Linked DNA regions of Mus musculus: region 2 is linked to region 1. Evidence: chromatin contacts called from ENCODE POLR2A ChIA-PET data. All regions are on one chromosome and are shown on one strand. Each heading gives the region's core, a stretch centred on a gene start or an enhancer-like site at or near the end of the contact. The rest is flanking DNA. Distances are from core to core; before and after follow the strand shown. Region 1 holds the start of Ddx5 (DEAD box helicase 5). Region 2 has its middle 37 kb from the start of Smurf2.

Region 1 (4,304 bases), core at 869-3,368:
ACAAGATAAGGACTCTTATGAAATTTCAAAGACTCAACCAGGCAAGTTCTCAAAAGATGTATTTAAGATAATTTCCTGTGCTAGCTAGCTTCTTTGAAGTCAAAACAGCTGTTCCAACCCAACTCTTATTCTTGTAACCTAAAATCCTATTTGCCAGTATTTTTATACTCACATGGGTGTTTTTAGTTACAATAAATTTATAGGTAACCAGGAATGTCATAAGTCAGCTGTAAATGATAATCTAAAAGTTGCTAGAAACTAACGGAGGTGGCTCAGAATTCCCAATAGTTTTAGACATGTTTTTACCCAATTATCTTGTGTAAGTTAAGATCTCTCGGGTGCCCAAATAAGGGATTAATTTAGGCTGTTAGGAACTTGAATAATGACAACACCGACACTAATGCATTTGTTAGTTTTCCTTTTATTATATTTGATGTATACGAAGGTAAAAAATGAAGAAAAAAAAAACCCAAATCGCTAAGTTCTAAATTAGCACATTAATTGTTTTCCAAAACCAGCTCTTGCCCTTCCCTAGATAGTGCAGGACTAAGGTTAAGGATTTCAGCAATAATTCCAAAACTTGAAACCCCTGAATCTTGAAATGACTGGAACTGGCCACATTTCCAGTACTGACACACGCTCTGGAGACAATAGTCTGAATATGTCATGCCCAGTATGCCCTCTTCCCGATGCCTATGTCGCACAGCTGACCAAGCCATGACAACCATTTTGGAAAGAGAGGAAAGCGTCCTAGACAACCGAATCAATTGGCTTTTCAAAGGCAGTACTAGAAAATGCCAGTTACTCTAGAGGGCATCAAAAGAACTTATGAGTGCTATGCCTCAAAAAGGAAAAAAAAATCAATATAAAGATAAGTTCTGCCTTAGTCCAAACAAAGCAAGGGGAAAGAGAGACAGTCTGTGGATAGATACCCCACAAAAATTCGGATCCAAGAAAGGATCTTGACTGCTCTATATAGACAGGATGCGGGTGTCCCAGGCTCGACAAAGAGTTCCTATCTCATCCCAAGTCTCAGTTCCACGTCTGGAAACCGCAAGAGGTTTCGAGGCTGAGACCCTAAATTCATAGAACCCCCCCCCCCACCGCGCGCGCGACTGCAACTAGTGTCCGACAGTCCCGAGCCTCCGCAGCGGCGCAGACGCGGTTCAGATTCAGCCCAAGGTCCGCGGAATGCTGCAGTACAAAACCACCAGGGCTCCAGGCCGAGACTCACCAGCCTCTGAGCTGGCCATACTGCCAGGAGAGGTCGCGGCCGGACTCCAAGACGAGAGCGCGGGCGACGGTGTCCCAGAAGGGTCGAACTCGGTCGAGCCGACGGGAGGAGGAGGGGGCAGACACTAGCGAGCGGGGAAGGAGGGGTGGAAGAGGGAGGGACGTTAAAACGGCTTCTCGACGCTGATTGGACAGCAGAGGAGCACTTCCTCGCAGCACGCGCTGAGGCGGCAGTTTGCGGGCTCCAGATACCATTCCCCGCGGTCAAGATCCCGCTTACGGGTTCTCAGATCGGCGGGCAGGGCAGCCAGGTCACCCAGCAGCCCGGCCGATCTCCCCGGGGGCGTTGGAGCCGCGCTTCCGGTGAGTTGGTGGTTTGGTGTTCCTCCGCCGAGAGACCAAGCGAGGAAGTAGTGCGATCCGCCTTGCCCTGGGTCCGATCACGTGATGAGGCCAAGCTCCGCCTCCCTGGTCTCCTTCGGTTATGGGCGTGGGGGGAGTCTGTGGAGACGTAAACATCTTCAAGTAGAGTCGGTGGAATGGCTGGCGCTGGCCATTTTAAGGACCGTCTGGCCACGGGGAAGCAGCTTGTCTGAGGTGTAGCGAGACGAGAGACGGCGGTGTCGCCAAAAGGGCGTCGGGGCGAGGCATTCTAGTGGTGTCACCCAGTCGTGAAGCGAGTAATAAACGGGCGCCGGGGAGGGAGCGCCCGCCCGCGGAGGGGGAGGGGCGAGAACATGGCGGATTCCGGAACCCGGGCGGGCGGGCGTTGAGGGCCTCCGAGCCAGGGGGGCGGGGTGATTAGGTCATAGAGCGGCTCCCAGCGTGCTTTGCGGCGAGGAGGCGGTCCAGACTATAAAAGCGGCTGCCGGGACGCAGCCGGCACCTCATTCATTTCCATCGGTCCTTGCCCTCGCAGCTCCGGCCCTCGACACCACCGGCCCCTCCGCTGGTGACGCCCCCGCAGAGGCTTCGCCGTCGCCGAGGCCTTCTCTCCGCGACTCGTCGCCGCAGGATTCTACTTTCACTGGGTTCCGCCCGCACACCGCCACCATTGACGCCATGTCGAGTTATTCTAGTGACCGAGACCGCGGCCGGGATCGAGGGTGAGTGTGACAAGAGACCTGTCAGGCCGGGTGGGGGATGGGAGAGCGGCGCGGCCGAAGGCTCGCCTTCCCAACCGACCTTTAGATTTTTTTTTTTCCCTTCCTGAAAGGAGGCCTGGCTTTTGTCACACGTCCGGTTAAAAGCCGTTAAAGGCTACGCTTCGGGTAATGGCGTTCAACCTTTTTTTTTTTTTTTTTTTTTTTTTTTTTGGTCCGGGAGGGTGGGCCGGGACCCGGGGCGGCCCGGCGACCTCGCGGCTGTTGAGGGAAACCCGGAGGAGTGTTTTCGGTCGGGAAGCGCCGCGCCTTTGAGGCGGTTCCCGGCGTCGTTTGCGCAATCTTTCGTTGGGTTGTTTTTTGAGGGGGGCCCCCCCTTCCGGTATCCCCGGGGGAAAGAAGGGGCGCTTTCGAGGTCCCCTGTGCCCCGTTGGGTGGCCTACGCCGGCGGATTCGGCCATGTGGCGGAGCCGCAGCCACAAAATGCCGGCCTCGGACATGGCGGCGGCGCCTTTGTTACCCCGCCCGGCGGAGGAGCTCAAAATGGCAGCGGCGAGAAAATGTGGCGCAGAGAGAAATGCGAGACAAAGAAGGAAGCGCCGCCCCAGCGGGAACGCCGCCCGGGCCGGGACTCCTCCCCCGGTTGCTTTCGGCTCCTCCTCTTTTTCTCCCTCGCGTTATATAATTTTGTTACCTTGGTTTGCAGCCGTTCGCGGCGTTTCCCTAGACTCGGCTCGCTGGCGCCTGTTCCCCTTTCTACCCTGTCCGCCGTGCTAGCCTCGTTCAGCTGCTCACATTGCCTTTGCGGCCCCGTTATTTCTTTAAGATTAGGTCCTTTGATGAAAACGGGCAAAAATAACCTTCCTAAGCTCCTCCCTTCTTGCCCAGCTCCTAGACGCTAATGCCTAAGCTCTGTGGGGAGAGAAGATGGAGGCTCTAACTCTTGTCCTTGTAATCTGGTCAGATGTTTGGGCTGTTTGCCACCTGATAAACCCACGATGTTTATTTGGCCTCAGTAGAGTGTGCTTGGGACTTCAGAAAAGAAACGCTGCCAGTTGTGGCTGTCCTTAGAATGACAGTTGGGAAGGATTCCAGAAGCACACTTTGGCTCTATCAAAAGGCAGCAGATGAAATGTGAGGGCAAACCTGTTCATGCAGTATCTTTCACAATGTGCCCAACTTTTGTTTTGTGTGTGTGTAGGTTTGGTGCACCTCGATTTGGAGGGAGTAGAACAGGACCCCTCTCTGGAAAGAAGTTTGGAAATCCTGGGGAGAAACTAGTTAAAAAGAAGTGGAATCTTGATGAGCTGCCCAAATTTGAGAAGAATTTTTATCAAGAACACCCTGATTTGGCAAGGCGCACCGCAGTGAGTTTATAAATGTGGCTTCTTCATGCTGTAACTCAGTAACTGCTTCTAGTCAATTAGATGGAAATGTAATAGGTGCCTTGCAAATGGAGAGTTGCTTGTGGTGCACTTCCATTGAATTTTTCTTGTGATATATGGTGCCCTATTTTAATCCTGTCACTGGGGAAACAGGTTTAGCAGTCTATTGGGCTTCATAGAGACTCAATTTTCATTTAAATAAGTATTATAAATTAATTATTAATTTTTGTTGCCAAGTAGAGTTCTTATTTATGGGTCCAGATTTTTAGAAATAAGTATGTTTAAAAGTTTATTGAGCTATAGGGAGCATGGCAGAAGTCTGAGGCTGAGATAATTTGTTTTTCAGCAAGAGGTAGATACATACAGAAGAAGCAAGGAAATTACAGTTAGAGGTCACAACTGTCCAAAACCTGTTCTGAATTTTTATGAAGCAAACTTTCCTGGTAAGGACTAACTTTCATCTTTATCCTTTCATTTCCCCCCCCCCCCTTGCTTATAAATTTGTTTTTAAAATGGTATTGTTGGTTGCAGCGAATGTCATGGATGTGATTGCAAGGCAGAACTTTACTGAACCCACTGCTAT
Region 2 (4,304 bases), core at 751-3,250, 170 kb before region 1:
AAACCCACTATGTAGCTGAGCATGGCCTTGAACTCCTCACCTTCCTGCCTCTACCTCCCAAATGCTGGGATCACAGGTGTGCGGCCTCACTGCCAGTTTATGCAGTGTTGGGGATTGAACCCAGAGCTGCGTGCATGCTAGACAAGCACTCTACCCATTGAGCTGGGCTCTGGGACTGTAAGATGGATCAGTTTGTGCTGATTATGACGCACTAGCCTGGTTAGGACAGGCTTGCTCAGCATGTCTAGAGCATGAAGGGCGATGCCTGCTTTGGCCCTAGGGGTCTCTATGGTTACCGCCACTCTGGGCTACTTCCACTGCAGAGGAGGAGCCCCTAATTCCCTGACAGGAAGCACACAGGGTACACAGAGATAGATACAATGACCACTGCAAAGATATTCAAGGCCAAATGCTTAGGCAAAACAAACAAACAAACAACAAAAAAACCCCAACACTTTTTAATTTATGATTTATTTGTTTATTTATATGCTTTGGTGTTTTGCCTGGATTTATGTTTGTGTGAGGGTGTCAGATCCCCTGGAACTGGAATTATAGACAATTGTGAGCTGCCATGTGGGTGCTGGGAATTGAATCCAGGTCCTCTGGAAGAGCAGCCAGTACTCTCAACTGCTGAGCCATCTCTCCAGCCCCAAGCCTTGGAAATTCTTAACGCATGAGCTCTGCTCTGTAAATAAGCGAGCTAGAAGCCACACGTGGGAATGACACCTCCTGCTATCTTTAAACTCTTATCAAAGGGCAGGCTTAAAGATGGCTTGCTTTGGTTTTCAGGAAGGGATTAAAAACAACTGCAGCTTTTATTAGCATGATTTAAATGCTCATAATAACATCCTCGCTTTGAGCTGCCCACTGCGCTTCATCATAAACATAAAGCCCAGGGCTTGTCTGTAGGTAGATCAGTGTGGTTACACAGGGTGGTTTTCTGTTCTTCTGGAAATGAATTGATGTCTCTGCCTGTTTCCACCTGAGCACTGTGTTTTCTGTGCTGTCCTTAAACAACCAACTTATTTTTTCACCACAGGTTTCCTGGTATGTGTTTTATGACCTTATAGCCCTTCGGTCAACAGTTCAGAGCCAAGCAAGGCAGAACAACAGCAGATCCACTGGAAATGGAGCAGAGAGCCACTGTATGGGTGCTAGAAATCAAAGCTGGGTCCTCTTTAAGAGCATCAAGTGCCCTTAATGGCTGAGATCTCTCTAGTCCCTTGATAATATTAATTGAGGCGAGGAGATCCACTGTGGGTGGAACCATTCCCTAGACAGGGCATTCTGAACTGTATAAGAAGAGGAAGCAAGCTGAGTATAGGCATGCTTGTATTTTCTACTACTCTTCCGACTATAGATCTGTGGGCTGGTTTCCTCAAACTCCTGCAGCCATGATGGACGGTAGCCTGGAACCGTGAGCTAAAGTGGACCTTTTCTCTCTCAAGTTGTTTTTATCAGGGTGTTTTTATTCTGTCTCTAGACACATAGCTAAACAAATAGAAGGTAGGTTTGCAAAGACGTAATGGCTTTGTAGGTTGTTTACCTCTGGCCTGGAGTCAAGGAAGCCAAGACTGATCTTTAGATCTTAATCTCAGGAATACTTTCTTGCATAGCTGTTTCTAGAAGCTATGGTCCATGGAGCACCAATTCCTACCTGCCTCTTGAGGGGCACACTTTCCACTCTGGGAGATGCTGGCACAGAAGCAGTCCAATGGTACCACCCACCCTCCCTGGTTCAGCATCCAGTCACCCCAGCTGGGGACCCCAGAAGAGGAAGCACCTGCTCGCCCTGACTTGAAGCTGCAGATCGCTTGCCGTCCAAAATGAGTCACGGAGGCACCGTGGAATGGATTTTACTCATCCCCCAGGCATGGACTCTTGGAAGACTCCAGAGTGACTAGCTTCAAGTGTTCTGTCTCAGGCACAGGGAATTTCATCCCTCTCTGAGTCTGCAGTCACTTCCCCTCTGGATACTTCCTGTTTCTGGGAGCAGGCAGCCTGCCAGGCAGGGCTCAGCCTCGGAGCAGACGGGCGGAGACATCCTTCCTCTTATTTCTAGTACTGAATCCCATCTTCCTTCCCTGTCAGAGATATCTATCGCAGCTCTCCGCCCTTCCCAGGTCCCTGCACCCACCGTGGGAGAGCGCAGAGGAACATAGTTTCATCTGCAACTCTGACCTTTGGCAGGTGCTTAGCAACCATTATTGATCACTGGCTTCTTGGGCACAGATAATCAGGAAAAGATCTAGGGCAAGGGTCCATTCATTCACTGACTTAATAAATATTTGTTAAATAACTACTATGTTCCGGGCCCTGTTCAAGATGCTGGGCTATGGCAGTAAACAAAGCCTATCCACCAATGTCCTCATAGCGACTATGTCCCACTGGGAGGGACAATTGGGAATCTAAACAGAAATGTAAAACATTATAGCATGCAAAATAGTGATAAATGCTAAGTAGAGAGGACAAAGCTGGGGGGGGGGAATATGAATTCTGGGTATGAGGGAAGTATAAATTATTAAATGGGGTGGCCGAGGAAGCTTTTGCTGCAAAGGGAATTTTGAGCAAACATTTGGAGAAGAGGAGAGAGGGAATTGGGGTGGGGGGGAGGCCAAGAGTCTTCTGGGAAAGGGAAAGAGTACATGCAAAGGCCCTGGGGTTGCGGATGTTCATGTGTGGACAGGTTGGCGAATAAGAGAAAGGATAGGGAGCTGAATAGAGTGTGTGAGGAGGGGGAAGATGCAGGAATTAAAACCAGAGAGGCTTCTCTATGGTAGCGTGGACTTTGGCTTTTACTCTACACTGCACGGGAAAGGAAAGCACTGGCTTTTAATTGAGATGTCCGTAAAGGGATTCTTGGAGAGCTGGAGTGACAGTTACCCGAAGATGGTGAGGACAGGATGTGGAATCAGGGAGACCAGTCCAGGGAGAGATTGGTGGCTTGGGCCACTGGTGGTGGCAGTGAGAGTGATAGGCAGATTAGAGAGGTCATAGGACCTGCTGGTGGGCTCAGATGTAGGGTGTGTGAAAACACACGGAGACAAAGGTAACACTTGCGAGGCTGAGGCAGGAGGATCACATGTTTGAAGCTATTCTAAATTATGTACCCAGACCAGTTTGGATTATATAGTGAGACCCTGTCAGTAAATAAGGGCAAGTGAGCTGGCTCAGTGGGTAAAGTGCCAAGCCTGAAGACATGATTTGACCCCTAGACCCCATATGGTGAAATGAGAGAACCAATTCCCCAAAGTTGTCTTCTGACCTCCACATTTACAACAGGATACATACACGCTCTTCCCCTCCCTCCAATTTATAAAAAACAAACAAAAAAAACCCCATCAACAAATAAAATAATATAAAAATAAAAAGAGGGCTGCGAACGGAGCTCAATAGTAGAGCATTTGCCTACCATGTGTGAGTCCCTGGCTCACATCCTAGTACCACAAACAATAAGAATACTGCAAACCAGTGGTCACCTTTCCATCACTAGAACAAAATACATGAGGTTGGGGCCTGGGGATGCAGCTCAGTGGGTTAGCTGAGCACACACAGAGTCCTAGGTTCGATCCCTGCCAATGCATAAGTTAGGTGTGGTAGTGCACACCTGGAGTCCCAGGACTTGAGAAGTAGAGGCAGGAGGATCAGAAATTACAGGCCATCTTCAGCTACATTATGAATCTGAGACCAGCCTGGACTACATGAAAACCAAAAAGGAAGCCCGAAGGTCAGTCAAGGAAAACCATCCATTAGATCGGGTGAGACTGTGGAATGAACGGCAGCTCTGCATCTTGGGAAGCCCTTTAAATCACTCTAGCAGGAGTGAAGGACTCCAGTGCTCCCTTTCTTTAGCAGCTAGGCATTTAGGAGCAAGATGGAGTAGGGAGGGATGCTGGGTGGGCACTTGACAGGGCTTCAGAACTAAGGGAAGATGGAGTTACTGAGTGGGGACCAAGGAGAGGCCACAGTATCAGCTTTTAGAGGAAGTAGCTGCCTGGTCTGGGAGTCTCCCCCTGATCCTGTCTACACAGTGGGCCAGCACTGCTCCAGTTAAAATAACAACTTCTTCTTCTTCTTCTTCTTCTTCTTCTTCTTCTTCTTCTTCTTCTTCTTCTTCTTCTTCTTCTTCTTCTTCTTCTTCTTCTTCTCCTTCTCCTTCTCCTTCTCCTTCTCCTTCTCCTTCTTCTTCTTCTTCTTCTTCTTCTTCTTCTTCCTTCTCCTTCTCCTTCTCCTTCTCCTTCTCCTTCTCCTTCTCCTTCTCCTTCTCCTTCTCCTTCTCCTTCTCCTTCTCCTTCTCCTTCTCC

Evidence for each region. ChIA-PET counts read pairs that join two places held with the same protein, here RNA polymerase II (POLR2A).
Region 2: POLR2A ChIA-PET joins it to region 1 with 24 read pairs in Patski. The contact joins the enhancer-like site here to the promoter of Ddx5 in region 1. POLR2A ChIA-PET finds 5 or more read pairs at or near these places in 3 of 5 experiments (Patski and embryonic stem cell).

What each region holds. Positions count from the first base shown.
Region 1 is chr11:106,786,308-106,790,611 of GRCm38, reverse strand. Ddx5 (DEAD box helicase 5) reads left to right here and starts at 2,118. Exons shown (of 13, transcript NM_007840.3): 1 at 2,118-2,339; 2 at 3,538-3,703; 3 at 4,068-4,164; 4 at 4,253-4,304. The coding sequence starts at 2,296. Cep95 (centrosomal protein 95) reads right to left here and starts at 1,360. Exons shown (of 20, transcript NM_177088.3): 1 at 1,235-1,360. The coding sequence starts at 1,253.
Region 2 is chr11:106,955,254-106,959,557 of GRCm38, reverse strand. No RefSeq gene overlaps it. Among named protein-coding and RNA genes, the nearest start is that of Smurf2, 37 kb to the right of the region's middle. Within about 2 kb of position 2,000, at least 1 of the 3 ENCODE cell types and tissues checked has a DNase peak (open chromatin) inside an H3K27ac peak, as active enhancers do.